Linked DNA regions of Homo sapiens: region 2 is linked to region 1. Evidence: chromatin loops called from intact Hi-C (ENCODE). Cell type or tissue: Caco-2. All regions are shown on one strand.

Region 1 (8,000 bases):
TACCATTAAATAGTACAGAAAAAAATACAGAGGGCCGGGCATGGTGGCTCATGCCTGTAATCCCAGCACTTTGGGAGGCCAAGGGAGACAGATGACTTGAGGCCAGGAGTTTGAGACCAGGCTGGCCAACATGGTGAAATCCGGCCTCTACTAAAAATACAAAAATGAGCCAGGCGTGGTGGTGGTGCGTGCCTGTAATCCCAGCTACTCGGGAGGCTGAGGTAGGAGAATTGCTTTAACCTGGGATGTGGAGGTTGCAGTGAGCTGAGATCATGCCACTGCACTCCAGCCTGGGCAACAGAGCAAGACTCTGTCTTAAAAAAAAGAAAAGAGAAAGAAAAAGAAAGAAAGAAGGAAAGAAAGAAAGAAAGAAAGAAAGAAAGAAAGAAAGAAAGAAAGAAAGAAAGAAAGAAAGAAAGAAAGAGAGGGAGGGAGGGAGGGAGGGAGGGGGGAGGGAGGGAGGGAGGAAGGAAGGAAAGAAAGAAAGATGAAAGAAAGAAAGAGAAGGAGCAAGAGACCAAAGAGTTCAGATGACAAAGTAAGTGGGGTAAATGCTAACAATAGGTCAATTCTGTTAAAAGGTATAGGAATGTTCCTTATAACTATCTTTACTTCTACAACTTTTTTGTAAGTTTGAAACTATTTCCAAATAAAAAGCTTAAAAAAAGAAATGCTTTGACATTGAGTAGTTCTAGGGACAAAGGAATAAAGGTAGATGATTTCATCCAATGCTTTATTATTATCTTTTAATTATAATTGAAAATTAATTATTTCACTTATTTGAATGTAAATCTTAAGATATTGAAAGTGCCACTTTAGATGTTGCACACTTCTGTTGGGTCATCAGTATTCTAGGCCAGGGTCATGGAGCTGGTAGATAGAGTCAACAGATCCTCTAGCCTACAACAAAAATTCCCTGGCCACATGCACATTGACCCCACCCACATTTATCAGTGTCAAATCCCACATTACAGCCCCCTCCTCACAACAGATCCTCCCACTGAATATATTTTTAGAATTCTCTCCAAGCCCAAATGTGAATAATAAAGGAAAACAGATTACAATTTGGATCCCAGAGCCTGACAACTTAAGCCTATTGCAGAGTCTTCTTGGACTCTGTCTTTTGTGCCCACTCTAATTTCCATAATACAAATTCAATTCACATTTTTCAATAAAGCTGCTCCCCTTTAAAAAATGTGCATTCTTAATCTTTGCAATCTGTACATCTAACAAAGGACTAATATCCAAATCTACAAGGAACTCAAACAAATCAGGAAGAAAAAAACAATCCCATCAAAAAGTGGGCTAAGGACATGAATAGACAATTCTCAAAAGAATTTATACAAATGGTCAGCAAACATATGAAAAGATGGTCAACATCACTAATGATAAGAGAAATGCAAATCAAAACCGTAATGCAACACCACCTTACTCCTACAAGAATGGCCTTAATAAAAAAAAAAAATAGTAGATGTTGGCATGGATGTGGTGAAAAGGAAGCACTTTTACACTGCTGGTGGGAAGGTAAACTAGTAAAACCACTATGGAAAACAGTGTGGAGATTCCTTAAAGAACTAAAAGTAGAATTACCATTTGATCCAGCAAGCCCACTACTGGATATCTACCAAAAGGAAAATAAGTAATTACACAAAAAAGATACTTACACACGCATGTTTATAGCAGCACAATTCGCAATTGCAAAAATATGGAACCAGCCCAAATGTCCATCAGTCAACAAGTGGATAAAGAAAATATGGTGTATATATATATACCATGGAATACTACTCAGCTATAAAAAGGAACAAAATAATGCCATTCAAAGCAATCTGGATGGAATTGGAGACCATTATTCTAAGTGAAGTAACTCAGGAATGGAAAACCAAACATCGTATGTTCTCACTCATAAATAGGAGCTAAGTTCTGAGGACACAAAGAATGATACAATGGACTTTGGGGACTTGGGGGAAAGGGTGGGAGTGGGGTGAGGTATAAAACACTACACATTGGGCTGGGTGTGGTGGCTCACACCTGTAATCCCAGCACTTTGAAAGACCGAGGCGGGTAGATTACCTGAGGTCGGGAGTTCGAGACCAGCCTGATCCACATGGAGAAACCCTGTCTCTACTAAAAATACAAAATTAGCCGGGTGTGGTGGTGCATGCCTGTAATCCCATCCACTCAGGAGGCTGAAGTAGGAGAATCGCTTGAACCCGGGAGGCAGAGGTTGCAGTGAGCAGAGATCGGGCCATTGCACTCCAGCTTGGGCAACAAGAGCGAAACTCCATCTCAAAAAACAAACAAAAAAAAAGAATACACACTGGGTACAGTGTACACTGCTCAGGTGATAGTTGCACCAAAATCTCAGAAATCTCCACTAAAGAACTTATTCATGTAACCAAACACCACCTGTTCCCAAAAAACCTATTGAAATATATATATATTTTTTTAAATAATAGGCTGGGCACAGTGGCTCATGCCTGTAATCCTAGCTCTTTGGGAGGCCGAGGCGGGTGGATCACGAGGTCAAGGGTTTGAGACCACCCTGGCAAACATGGTGAAACCTTGTCTCTACTACAAATACAAAAAATTAGCCGGGCGTGGTGGCGGGCGCCGGTCATCCCAGCTACTCGGGAGGCTGAGGCAGGAGAATTGTTTGAACCCAGGGGCGGAGGTTGCAGTGAGCGGAGATCGCGCCATTGCACTCCAGCCTGGGCAACAAGAGCGAAACTCTGTGTCAAAATACTAACAACTAATGATAATAATAATAATACAGAACAATGGGGGAAAAATGTGCTTTCTTTAGCCCCAGTGGCATTTTTAAAAACAATTTAACCTAAACCATTTGTATTAGGAGAAAGTTTTCTGAGTAGTCAACATTGCAGAAATAGAAAATCAGTATTTTACCTAAAATGAATGTGAAAAGTTTATTAAATACTTAGAAGTACTTATTACCCAAAATACTTCATTCTAATTTATCAAAATGCTCTATAGAAGTGATTGCAGAACTTGTTCTTACAAACTGAACCCACACTCGGCCAGCTGGCAGAAGTACTCGAAAATATCCACGAATGCTGGTCACTGAAGACACCTAGAGGACGTATTTAGAAACTACACAAAAACAGGACAGCAAATGTTCAACAGCTCCTATTACTGTCGTTGTGTTTAAAGAGCATTTGCTCAGGACACCCTGTGGGAGGAGGGGAGCGGAGTGGGGAATCAGGCCTTTAGTGCCAAAAACTGGAAAATCAGATTCTTGGCACATGCCAGAGTAATTTTCACAATGTGCTACATTAGTTCCATAAGAGCATGTTCTGTGATAGTCCTGTTGCTATAGATAAGAATGTGTGTCTCACTGGCTAAAAAAGAACATCATTGAAAACCTATATTGTGATTGACAGTGGTCAAAGATGCCAGGAAAATCTTTGCTCTGTCCTAGTTCCTTATTTGCTTTCCTGTTGCTCAGTCCTATTTGCACCCATGATTGTGGAAATTTTAAAAAGTTATTTCTAGGTCATTAAAAACTCTCCTTTGACTTTCCAAAAGCCCCAGTTATGGTCTACCCTTTGGTAGAAAGGAGAGATGACTCATCTTGTCCCCTTTGGCCCATGAACCTCCCAGTCTTCTTTCCAATTAATAGCAGGCTGGTGCGAAAGAGTGTTTTGTTCCTGCTTTAGGAACCTAAATTTTACAATCTGGGTGAACAGAAATATGCAATGACAGCAAATGTAACAATCATTTAAAACACAGCTACAACTCTCACAAGAATGACTATTTTTAACACTAAATTCCATGGCCCAGAAAGAAGTTTAAATATTTTAAGCAATATTTATTACAACAAGAATGCAAGCTGTGTCTAGCCATCCTTGATAATGGAATTTAACCAGGGCCCTCCTGTGGAGTATCATACTACTTTATGAGAAAATTCCCTTTTCCTATGTTACAGAGGGATCAGACCATGTATGTATAAAGAGTATTACTTCAGGAACATCTGCTTTATTGACCAATTATTGATTTAAAATATTTGAGCTTTCTTTATAAGAACTATTTGAAAACTTTAGCTTAAAAGTTTTCATCTCTTTTGTCGGGGTAGGGATCAGAGAACAGAAAGAAGTTGCTTCCCAGTGTCTGGAAGTACTTACCAATGACAAACTCGAATCTGAGGTTACATTTTTATGTCCAGACAGGGTGTGGCTGGACATGGAACAGGGGAAAATGTGCATTTGGCAATTTTCAACTTCTTTTTCAAGGAGGAAAACAATGTATAAGACTGGTTAGTTTCTGGCTGGGTGCAGTGGCTCACGTCTGTAATTCCAGCACTTTGGGAGGCCAAGGTGGGAGGATCACTTGAAGCTAGGAGTTCGGGACCAGCCTAGGCAACATAGTGTGACCCCACCTCTGCAAAAATAAATTTACTGGGCGTGGTGGTGTGCGCCTGTAGTTCTAGCTACTCGAGAGGCTGAAGTGGGAGGATTGCTTGGGTTTGGGAGGTTGAGCCTGCAGTGAGCCATGATTGTGCCATTGCACTCCAGTCTAGGCAACAGAAAGAGACCTTCTCTCCAAAAAATAAAATAGTTTCACCAAGGTTAAAAGGAACATTTGCTAATATACATGGGGATGGCATTATTGCTCAATCTTTATTGAACACCTACATGAAATGGGCAGTATTAAATGATATGAATAATTATGATTTCCATACATAACATGTTTCAGTCTGGGGCTTGAGTAGCAAAATTCATTTAAATCCATGTAAAAATAAGCACAATGGAATCTTTTTAGATGGTTAATTAAGTTCATATGATGTTAAAAGATTTTGAATTAAACTGAAAGCAAGTCACTATTACTGTGATATTTAGTAAGAAAGCAGAAATCCAGGAGACTCATAAAAAGTGGAAAAAACAAAGGCCTAATTCAAAAGATATAAGCTGGGGTAATTTTTTTTCTCTCTTAAGAAGTAGGGCTGGGCGCAGTGGCTCACGCCTGTAATCCCAGCACTTTGGGAGGCCAAGGTGGGTGGATCGCCTGAGGTCAGGAGTTCAAGACCAGCCTCACCAACATGGTGAAACCCCATCTTTACTAAAAATACAAAATTAGCCAGGCATGGTGGCGAATGCCTGTAATCCCAGCTACTCCAGAGCCTGAGGCAGAAGAATCGCTTGAACCCAGGACAGGGAAGTTGCAGTGAGCTGAGTTCACACCACTGCACTGCAGCCTGGGTGACAGAGCAAGACTCTGTCTCAAAGAAAAAAAAGAAGTATCCCGCACATCTAGGGCATCTAAGATAACAAATGCTGTTTTTTTTATTTTTAGTAGTCCAAGGGATTTTCTCTATTTTAATTGTTTTAATTTTTAAATACATAATAGACCCACATGAGTTCAAATTTTTGGAAGAAGAAGATACGGCTATAAAAAGTTTTCCTCCCACTTCTGTCCCTTAGCAACCAGTTTCCTGACTCAGAAACAACCAGTCTTATTAGTTTTTTTAATGTATTCTTTATTTTATACATAAACAAACAACACACACACACACCTTCTTTCTCTTGCTTTTTGTGCCCTTGTGAGCATTCTAAACGTTGTATTCTGTGCCTTGCTTTTTCCACTTAATATCTGTGCAAGCATATAGTACATATACCTCTCTCACTCTTTAATTCTTTTCTTTATCTTCTTTTAGAAATGGTGTCTCACTCTGTTGCCCTGACTGGATTCAAACTCCTAGGCTTAAGTGATCCTCCCACTTCAGCCTCCCAGGTGAATGGGATTACAGATGCCTGTCCCAGCTCTCATTATTTTTGTATATCCACACAGTATTCCATTATATGGATGTACCATACTTTATTTAATGAACCCCTTATTAGTGGGCATTCAAAAGTTGTTTTCAAATCTTGTTTCTAATCCTGATTATTACAAGATTGGCATAGTAAATAACTTTGTACATTATCTGTATCTATAAATTCCTTGAAGTGGAATCCTGAGTCAAAGAACATGTGCATTTGTAATTTTGCTAGATACTGCCAAATTTTCTCCAAAGAGTTGTGCCTTTTACACTGCACCAGCATTGTACAGAGGTGTCTGTTTCCTCATTCTCCCCAGCACATAGACTTTAAAAAAATATTTACTGGCCAGGCATGGTGGCTCATGCCTGTAATCCCAGCACTTTGGGAGGCCAAGGTGGGCAGATCACAAAGTCAAGAGATAGAGACCATCCTGGCCAACATGGTGAAACCTGTCTCTACTAAAAATACAAAAATTAGCCAGGTGTGGTGGCGGGCACCTGTAATCCCAGCTACCCGGGAGGCTGAGGCAGGAGAATCGCTTGAACCCAGGAGGTGGTAGTTGCAGTGAGCAGAGATCACACCACTGCACTCCAGCCTGGCGACAGAGCAAGACTCCGTCTCAAAAAAATAAGTTAAAAATATATTTACCACCTTCTTCCCTGAGCCTGAATATTCTAGTTTTCTAGGCTTTCTCTATTCTGGGTCTCGTCTGCATAAATCCCACAACATTTTAACATCAACTCTCTGTTGCCATTTGCCGCTGTTTCCAGCCCTCCCCTTAACCACGTAGACCTTGCCTCCACCCCAGTTACCCTGCCTTGGGTCATATTATTTCCTCCGCTGGAATATCTTTTCCTGTCAATACCATCCCTCCAGCCTGCCCAGCTTTCAAAATTCTCCCTTCACCTCCATGAAACTTTTGTCAATTATCTGGCTCTTATTGATCTCTTCTAAGAACTTCCCAACAACAATTTATTGTGCCATAAAAGGGTTACAGGCAAATGGAGCTACTGATCCCCCTCAGATCTCAGGATAGGCAGGCACGGTCTGCGTGAGAGCCCCTTGATTGGTGTTTCTGGCCAGGTCTGCTTTATCAGTTTACCCCAGAGTCCATACAATATCATCATTTTCTTTCTTTTTTATTTTTTATTTTTTTTTCTGAGACAGAGTTTCACTCTGTCGCCCAGGCTGGAATGCAGTGGCGCGATCTCTATTCACCGCAACCTCCACCTCCCTGGTTCATGCGATTCTCCTGCCTCAGCTTCCCGAGTAGCTGGGACTACAGGCGCGTGCCACCACGCCCAGCTGATTTTTGTATTTTTAGTAGAGACGGGGTTTCACCATGTTGGCCAGGATGGTCTCGATCTTCTGACCTCGTGATCCGCCCACCTCGGCCTCCCAAAGTGCTGGGATTACAGGCATGAGCCACTGCGCCTGGCAATATCATCATTTTCTATGCAAGCCATGACATGAAAAATGAAGATGAGCTTACCAAGAGCACTATGCTGGCACAAAGTCGATGCACAGTAAATACTGTCCGATTGATTGACATGATTTCCTTTAGGTTCTTTGTTGTCTTCCATAATCATTTCTGTTTTTAGCCATAATAGCCACTAGTAAATACTATCATTGTTTTTTTTCCTTTTTCCATTATTTAAAAATAAAACCTACACTCTACTTCACCTCGATCATTTCCTACTTCCTGAACATTCCTGAAACTTTGTAACCAGCATCTCCACCTTCAGCTGTCCTCTGGAATGATCAGGAAGATTCACCAGCACCTCCATGGAGCACTGAGGGAGAGGCGAGTCTCTCACAGAATCAATTCACGTGGCTTTGATAGAAATGGGATACTCCACTGAGGGATGCTTAAGCAACCAGAGGTAGAGCCCTTGTCACAGGCTTCACCTGTGTCTCCGCCTTTGGCAGGGCTGGTGTCAGCAGTGCTGGCAGTCACACCATGGTTGGCAGGGACACTGCACATCATAGCCCCTGATAACTGCGTTCAGCTATTATGATGGTGACCATACGAGGCAGGCAGCACCACTTTTTGTAAATATCTCAAAAGCAAGGCTAAATAAGAAAAGGATACCTCAACAGCTAACCTTTATATGCAGTTTCTTTTTTTTTTTTTTTTGAATGGCCTGCCACAGCTGCCCAGCTGCAGTGGCACCTATGGGGTTTCTATATGTGAGAGATCACACTTTACATATGTTAATTCATTTTAAA
Region 2 (8,000 bases), 530 kb before region 1:
GTAATCCACATGTTGATTTGTAGAAGATAGAATGAAGATGACTGAGTGATAAGAGATGGGCAAAAATCTCTTGTGAATAATACTAAAAATAGTTGGCAGCTTAAACCAGGACTTTCAATGATGAATTAAATAAACGGAGTGGTCATAGCAAAGATGCATGTGTGTTTTGAGTGCGAAATGGACCCCAACTGCTATGTAAAACCAAATTCTATCATTGCCTCCAGGTTGTAAGTCCAATGTATTTGAAAGCATGGACGAGCCTTCAGAGTGTTTGAACACCTTCATGAAAACCTTTCTGTGAGACACAACATCATCATGGGAGGGAGTTAAGTGGTGGCTAAGAGCCTGGGCTCTGCAACCAGACTGCTTGCACTTCAATCCTGGTCTGACATTTACTGGCTGGATGACTTTGGGCGAACTTTATTTTATAATAAAAGTCAGGTCATGGCTCTTGCTGCTCAAATCTCCATCCTGGCTCCCCAAGTCTTCAGCATGGTCTATATGGTTGTGTTCTGGCTCCACCTAGGACCTCCTTTCAGGTCACTCTCCCTCTTGCTTTCCGTGCTTCAGTCTCAGGGATCTTCCACTTCCAGCTGGGCACATTTCAGGGCTTATGCCCTTGCTGGCCCTTCACTTAGAATGCTCTTGCCCACATATTCTCATGGCCTGCTCTCTTGCTTCCTTAAGACCTCTGCTCAACTTTTACCTCCTCAACAATGTTTGGTCAGAATATCTTTCTAAAATAGCATCTCTCTGACACTCTCTACTTCCCACCCATCTTTACATAACACTTATTATCCCTGAGCTTGTATTATAAATGTAGATCTTTCTTGTCTGGGCTGCACCCCACCCATCCCGACCCCAAATATCAGCACCATGAAGTTATAGACATTGTTTTGTCCACTGTGGGAGTCCAAGGCCTTGAATAATGCCTAGCACACACTAGGTGCTCAGTAAATATTTGCTGAATGCAAGAATGGATACCTGACTTAAATTGTGTCTATCAGAGCTTCTTTCTCATTGATTTAAAATTGGGCCCCAAGAGACTAAGTCATCAGCACGTGCTATAACTGTAAAGTCCAATAGTTTCAAAAGCTGAGGCTCCAATGTTGGGAAAGCAATTACTGGTCAACCTTTAAACAAAGGAATAAGGTCAGGAAGAGATAGGGATAGAAAAGGAGATTTGGGGATGGCCCCATTTTCAGTATTCTTAATTCTTCTGATTCCCTTTGCTTAAGAGGCTTGAGTGGCTTTCTGTTTCTTGCAATCAAAGAATCCCTGACTAATACAGAGGTGAAGTGAATTGATCCTCCATAAGTTTTTGAGGTCCTAGAGGGCAGAGAAAATGCTGGTGTATCTTTTTATATTTCTGTCTCTAGAGTCTATCACATACATATTTCAAGTACATATTTGATGAATAATTAACAAAAAAGTTTTAATGTAGATGCAACGACCCCTATCTTACCCTCCTGAGGCAGCGTTTCTCTTTTGTCTTCTTTTATATGTGTTCCCATTATCCAGGTACTCTCAGTCCCTCACTGAACATTCTCCTCAGCATCCTCACAAGGGACTCAAAAACAGGTTATTCCATAACAAAGCTTCTCCACACTAGGCACATACCAAGTTCTGATGAAGAGGAAATGAAGTTTCAGGGTGTCCCAGGTCAAAATATGAATGTCCATTGCCCCAAAGGGAGAAGTTCTATTATCTTTAATACTGTGGTAGGTTTATGAATTTATATGTTCAAAGAGTTGACTGAATTATTTTGCAGTTATTTTTTAAATGGTCATACTGGTTTTAGTACCAACTGGTGAATTGAAAATTCTGCTCTTTGGTATCAAAAATAAATCATTTGACAGACAAAAATCAGGGCTTGAAACATTTAATTGCAGCAACAACCAACATTGTTCTTTTAGGTGATTTAATCCATACTTGAATCCCTGATTCCACCTCTTCATCGCATGTACACTAACTATAATCCCTTCCAAGACAGAATTTCATTTTGGTGGACTGTTGGCTTCATTAAGTGTCCTGAATGTAACCTGCCCCACTTCCCTTGAAGACCCCTTCTGCTGATAATCCCCTCTGTTTTATTTCATTTTATCACCCTATTGATTTAATAACGTTTCTACCAAAGATGAAATGTCTTTATCTTTGCGTTAATGCCTTTTCAATTCTTGTATGAGCTGCCATTTAAATCTCATTTATTACTTTTTGCATAAAATAACTATTCACAATGATTGTGAAATTAGTTATCCATACTTTGGGCTCTTATGCATTATTCCTTAATTTATCTCGCCTCCTCTCACCATCACCCCTTCTTCTGGGTTCACTGCAATTACTGACTAAGAAATCCTCATCTGAATTAAATAAAAAGGAGAAAATTGACATGGTCCCAGAGTCTTTTATACTCTAACAAATCATACTCACAATTTAGAATGCTATCTTATATTAGATTGATTTTCAGGGCCAGTTACCTACATTACCTGAAAACTAGGACAAGAACACACTAATTCAACCATTTGAAGACTGAATCTATTGTTTCCACTCGTTATCACTGTCAAGAACTGTTTGACCCAAGTTGGACTTAATTTGGTTGCAAAAGTGTCCAGACTTACAGTTTAAGGCAAAGGGGAAATTTCATCCAATTTCCAGGCAAAATGGACAAAAGCTCAAAGTAGTAATGTGCTGTGGATGAGACATGACTAATGGAAGGACATACAGCCACAGGAAATCCTAGGTTTGCTGTTCTCAAACCCAATCTTGTGACATCCTTCCAAACATATCCCCTCTCACCACCCGAGGAACCTGGGCATAGGTATAATTCCATTTCCTCTACTACTCTCCTGGTAGAAAAAGCCCAGGTTGAAATACTTTCTGCCTTTTTAGCCCAACAAACATGGAACATGAAGATGCTGTTCAGTTCTAGGCCAACATTCTTATGTTTAGAACTATCTTGTGCTCCATTGTGAATACGGGTGTGGACTGGACCTTCAGCATCTTATCTTTGTTCCATGCAGGCACTTTCAGTGATCCTTGGCAAGTTACCCATTCCTGCTGAATTCTGGGTGGTCAAGGGTCTGTAGAAGGTGTTTAGGATAGAACCCTTAAATGAAGTAAGATTCCTCATTTGGCTGGTGTGAGGTCTGATAGGAGGTTGAGGTGGTGTCTCCAATGTACCATTGTTTCATATTCTGTAGGACATCTGCAACATTATTAGCAAGGCATCCCATGAGCCTCTCAGCCAGGCCAATCAGCCCATCCATGGAATTTAAAAAATCAGGGCTGAGGAAAGAGGGCCAGACTCTTTCAGGTGGCAGGGGCTGTGAAAGGAGAGATTTGGACAGTATCAGTGGTCACGCCTCCTACCACAAATGAAAGGCTGGTTCACTGGGAGAAAAAACGATACTGACCCATAGAGACACCAGAGACAAGGAGGCAAAAAACCCAGGTACTGTTCAAATCCCTGGTTCCCATTGTTCCTGAAATCCAAAGGCACCTCTTCCACTTTCACAGTTTGATTATTCAACTATTTCTTTAATCAGATAAAACATGCCTATAAACCTTCCAATAAGCTCTTCCTTCCTGGCCTGGTCAGAGGTTGGGGTTCCACTCATTTGCCCCTAAAAGTCTTAATTGTACATATGTTCTTGGGAGTTCAAAAGCATATGTCAAATCAGTCCATCTTAACAGTATGTGGGACAAAGGAGTAGTTTGTAATTATTCCAGTTATAATTTTTTTTTCCAATCTGCCTACTGCAATTAAGAGAGGTATAGGCAGGAATCACAGGTTTTTTGGTTCTGTGTTAAAGGTTGGGGCACAATTTTCAGCAGGAAGTTGCTATATTAGCTCCCACACACACTGAACACTTGTTCATCAACACATTCTCCTGGCCTCCCTTTTACTGGCTGAATACAAATGGCCACTGGATGGAGGAAAATGGGCAGAGCCAAACCCAGGGAATCCCTGGCAACCTCTCCACCTTCTCTCCTTTTCTTCTCATGAGATTGCATTTTAAATATGACTTCTACCTTAAAATGTAAAACACACTTTCCCTAAATCCTTTAGAATATATGCCTCCTAATTTTATAAATTTAAGTCCCAGCGATAGTTGATGATGTTAAACCATTTCAGTTCTCCCTCCCCACATCTCTGGAACATTCCATAGGCCAGAATATTTCAGCTCTTGGCGTATCCATTTCTATTCCCTGTAACTTTCCAGTCTGTCTCGTGGGGCACCTAATGAAGACCCAGCTCTCACAAGTCTTTTGTTGAGTGAATCAACAATCCTGCAAGAGTGTTGAGATGTTGGGAGTGGATTAATCCTTCTCTTCCACTAGGTGGTGCTGATTGGCATGCCATCTGTCTTGGAGTGTTTTAAAAGCCTCAATCTGTCACCATCTGGTTGGCAGTAAGACCTGATGAAAGGCAGCAGGTCTATTTGCACAAGCCGGGAATTTCTGAGTCTCATCTTCAGCTTTTTTCTCTGTGCGGGCCTGAGCTAGCCCCTTCTTCATTTCCTTGTTTTTAAATAGGGCCTTTATGACCCTATAGACAGCCGTTTACCCAGCTGTCGAAGGATGTGAGATGTCCTTCTCTCTTGCTCTCTCTATCTCTCTTGATATGTCGCAGAGGCCCACTTTCCTGGGGTTTGGACTTTGGGGACACTGCTTAATAAGACTCAGATGGGAAAGGGGCTCTTTGGCTGAGAGAGGAAAGACATAGTCTTGGGCAACCAGTACTGGACATCCCACTATTGCCCTGAACTCTAGCCATTAGCATTTGATCCCATGGTATTGGTGACCCAGGGGCTTTACTTTTTGTCCTGCATCTGCATTTTAGATATGGCATTTACTTTCAAAATATGAGAAATACTTTCCTTGGAACCTTTAGAACACACAGAGGGACTTTTTGAAGAACTTACCTTTCGGCAGGACCATATCCAATACAGTAATCTTTCATTTATTAGGCATTATCAGAGAAAGAGGTGTTGCATATAAGCAAATTTTCCCGCAGGGCACAGTGGCTCACGCCTATAATCCCAGCACTTTTGGAGGCTGAGGCAGGTGGATCACCTGAGGTCGGGAGTTTGAGACCAGCCTGACCAATATGGAGAAACCCCATCTCTACTAAAAATAAAAAATTAGCCAGGCGTGATGGTGCATGCCTGTAATCCCAGCTACTCAGGAGGCTGAGGCAGGAGAATCGCTTGAACTCAGGAGGAGGAGGATGCAGTGAGCTGAGACTGCGCCATCGCACTCCAGCCTGAGCAACAAGAGCGAAACTCCATCTCAAAAAAAAAGTGACATTTTATTTCTTTTTATGCCAAATCTTTAAAAAGTTTTGCAGGATTAGAGTGGATAAAAATAGTACTGAAAAATATTGTGCATATTGTGCTTTCTTAAACATAATATGTTAAATTTAATTTAGCTTACATAATAAATTCTAATTATATATAGATATAGATATTTGTTGTTGTGGTTGTTGTTATTTTTGTTGTTCTAGGAACTGTTGATGTAATCTGGTATTCTTGCCCCCTAAAATTGCTAAATGCTTCTACCATCTTCCTTTCTTTCTAAGCACGCTCTACTCTTCTATTTTTCCAATTTATCATCAATGGCATATCTTACGCTGGATACCATATTGGCAGGCTGCATAATGTGTGTTAACATAGATGCTGAACTCCTCCACTGAAGTTGTGCATACTAATATCTTTGGACAAAGGAACCTGCTCCCTTCCTGCCTTCTGTATGGTCCTCCGCACTCCTGAAAACCCCAAAACCCAAGGACAGTTTCCTGGCCAATGGTCTAACAAGAGACCCTACTCTGGGCACAGTCACTCTCATAACACCTTCTTGCTATCCATACTCTATAACAGAAAACAAAAAGAGACACCAAGAAAATAACGTTAACATAATGAAATAAGGAGAGGAAATCTACAGAGGAAATCAGCCACAATGGCAAGCTGTTACCAAAAAATGAGAGACCAAAAAAGAGCAGACAGAATGGAAACCCAATTCAAACTGGCTTAAGCTCAAAAGTTCACGAAACAGAAAGACCTGCAAAATTGGCTACATGGGCTCAAACAGCCTTCAGGGCCTGAGAACTCTTCATCTCCTCTCTGATTTCCTCTGCCTTGGCTCCGCTCACAAACCTACGTTCCCCATCCAAGGCCTCCCCCAGATCCAGGATTATACCCTCCTAGCTTCCAGTCAAATGGGAAGAGAGCTTCTCTTTCCAACATCTCCTACGAAAAATGCAGAATTTCCTTTTATTAGCTAGGCTTTGGTCTCTTGTCTCCTGAAAGTCAATTATTGTGACTGAAAGGCAGCAATACATGGATTGGCCAGTTCTGATTGAAGTTACCTCCAGAGACAGAGGGATGAGTCAGATGACCAGAAACGCATAGACTTAGAATTTAGAGTTTGAGTACAGTCAGTTCCCTAAAGGATAAACCACTGTATTTTTACCAGAGTAAGTGTAGGTGGATGCTGGGGGAGGATAAACCCAACAGGTTTGTGCTAAAGAAGCTAATGGAGACCACTCCCAAGTGGACTTACATGGAGATCTCTGCCCCAACACTGAGTCACAACTGCGGCATTCAGGACACATGTCTCCACTACTCGCAGAAAGGGCTTTTGACTTGAACCATAGAAGACCACCTTATTTATTTATTTATTTATTTATTTATTTATTTATTTATTTGAGACTGGGTCTCACTCTGTTACCCAGGCTGGAGTGCCATGGTGCTCACTGGCTGGAGTGCCATGTGATCTTGGCTCACTGCAACCTCTGCCTCCCGGGTTCAAGAGATTCTCGTGCCTCAGCCTCCCAAGTAGCTGGGACAACAGTCACGCACCACAAAGCCCAGCTAATTTTTGTATTTTTAGTAGAGATGGGGTTTTTACCATGTAGGCCAGACTAGTCTTGAACTCCTGACTTTAAGTGATCTGCCTGCCTCAGCCTCCCAAAGTGCTGGGATTACAGGCGTGAGCCACCATGCCCAGCCTAGAAGACCACCTTTTTACAACTTCCAAAGTAATCATTCATCCATAAAATAATCACTAATAAATACGAAAACTACTATATATATATATAAAAAAAGAAGCTAACAGAGATGAGGGAGTCAAGAATAGATGCTAACTTATCAGCTCCTTTTGTGACTCAGAATACTTCTAACAACACAATCCTCTCCCTCCCATTGGGTGTCTTATCTACCACATGACCTTCATCATGAAGGTTCCCTTCTTACCCCATCTGCTCCCCAGCAAAATCAGGATGGGAGAGGTAGAAGGCAAGGCTGCTGTTGAACTCTCCATTAGCCAAACATCTCTGAATTCTCCAAGATCTTTTATCTTATTAGTCAGGCTCTCAATTACTTCAACTATTTTCTTTTATTTTCACAGGTCTGAAATAGGTCCAACATCATGGCTATTTTTCCAAGGACATAAATGTTACAAAAACGATCAAATATAGATCAATAGCTAGCCCTGTGTTGTCCTGATGGTTGACCATATGCTGTGGAATGAATGCATGTGTCCCTCCAAAATTCATATGTTGAAACTTAATCCCCAATATCTAATTCTCAATAAGATACTACTTGGAGGTAGAAAATTTGAAAGGTAATAGATCATGAACACAGAGCCCTCATGTATGGGATTAGTGCAATTATCAAAGAGACCCCAGACAGCTCTATTGCCCCTTCCACATGTGAAGACACAATAAGAAGACTGCTGTCTATGAACCAGGAAGACAGCCCTCATCAGACACCAAATCTGATGATGTCTTGATCTGGGACTTTCACCTTCCTGAATGATGGGAAATAAATGTTTGTTGTTTAAGCCACCCAGTCTGTAGTATTTTTGTTATAGCAGCCCGAATTAACTAAGACACACATCAAAAAGGACTACCTGTGTTGTAGATCCAGATCATCCTTCTTACCTACTTCTCCCACTGTTCAATTCTAAGTTTTGAAGCGTTCTCTAGAACCTTTCTTTCC

Evidence for each region. Hi-C counts contacts between places; a loop is a spot of excess contacts. Peaks named below come from ENCODE experiments on the same cell type or tissue, not always from the same donor. Only the 100,000 strongest peaks of a DNase experiment are listed, where the experiment ranks them.
Region 2: it touches region 1 in a loop (13-fold over the local background); 9 of 110 quality-filtered maps call a loop at or near these places.

Annotation. Positions count from the first base shown.
Region 1 is chr10:63,080,999-63,088,998 of GRCh38, forward strand. No RefSeq gene overlaps it. Among named protein-coding and RNA genes, the nearest start is that of NRBF2, 48 kb to the right of the region's middle. In Caco-2, CTCF peaks have their summits at 3,105 and 3,329; a DNase peak (open chromatin) is centred at 3,063.
Region 2 is chr10:62,550,477-62,558,476 of GRCh38, forward strand. No RefSeq gene overlaps it. Among named protein-coding and RNA genes, the nearest start is that of ZNF365, 180 kb to the left of the region's middle. In Caco-2, a CTCF peak has its summit at 4,375 (motif pointing right); a DNase peak (open chromatin) is centred at 4,375; H3K27me3 peaks cover 139 bases.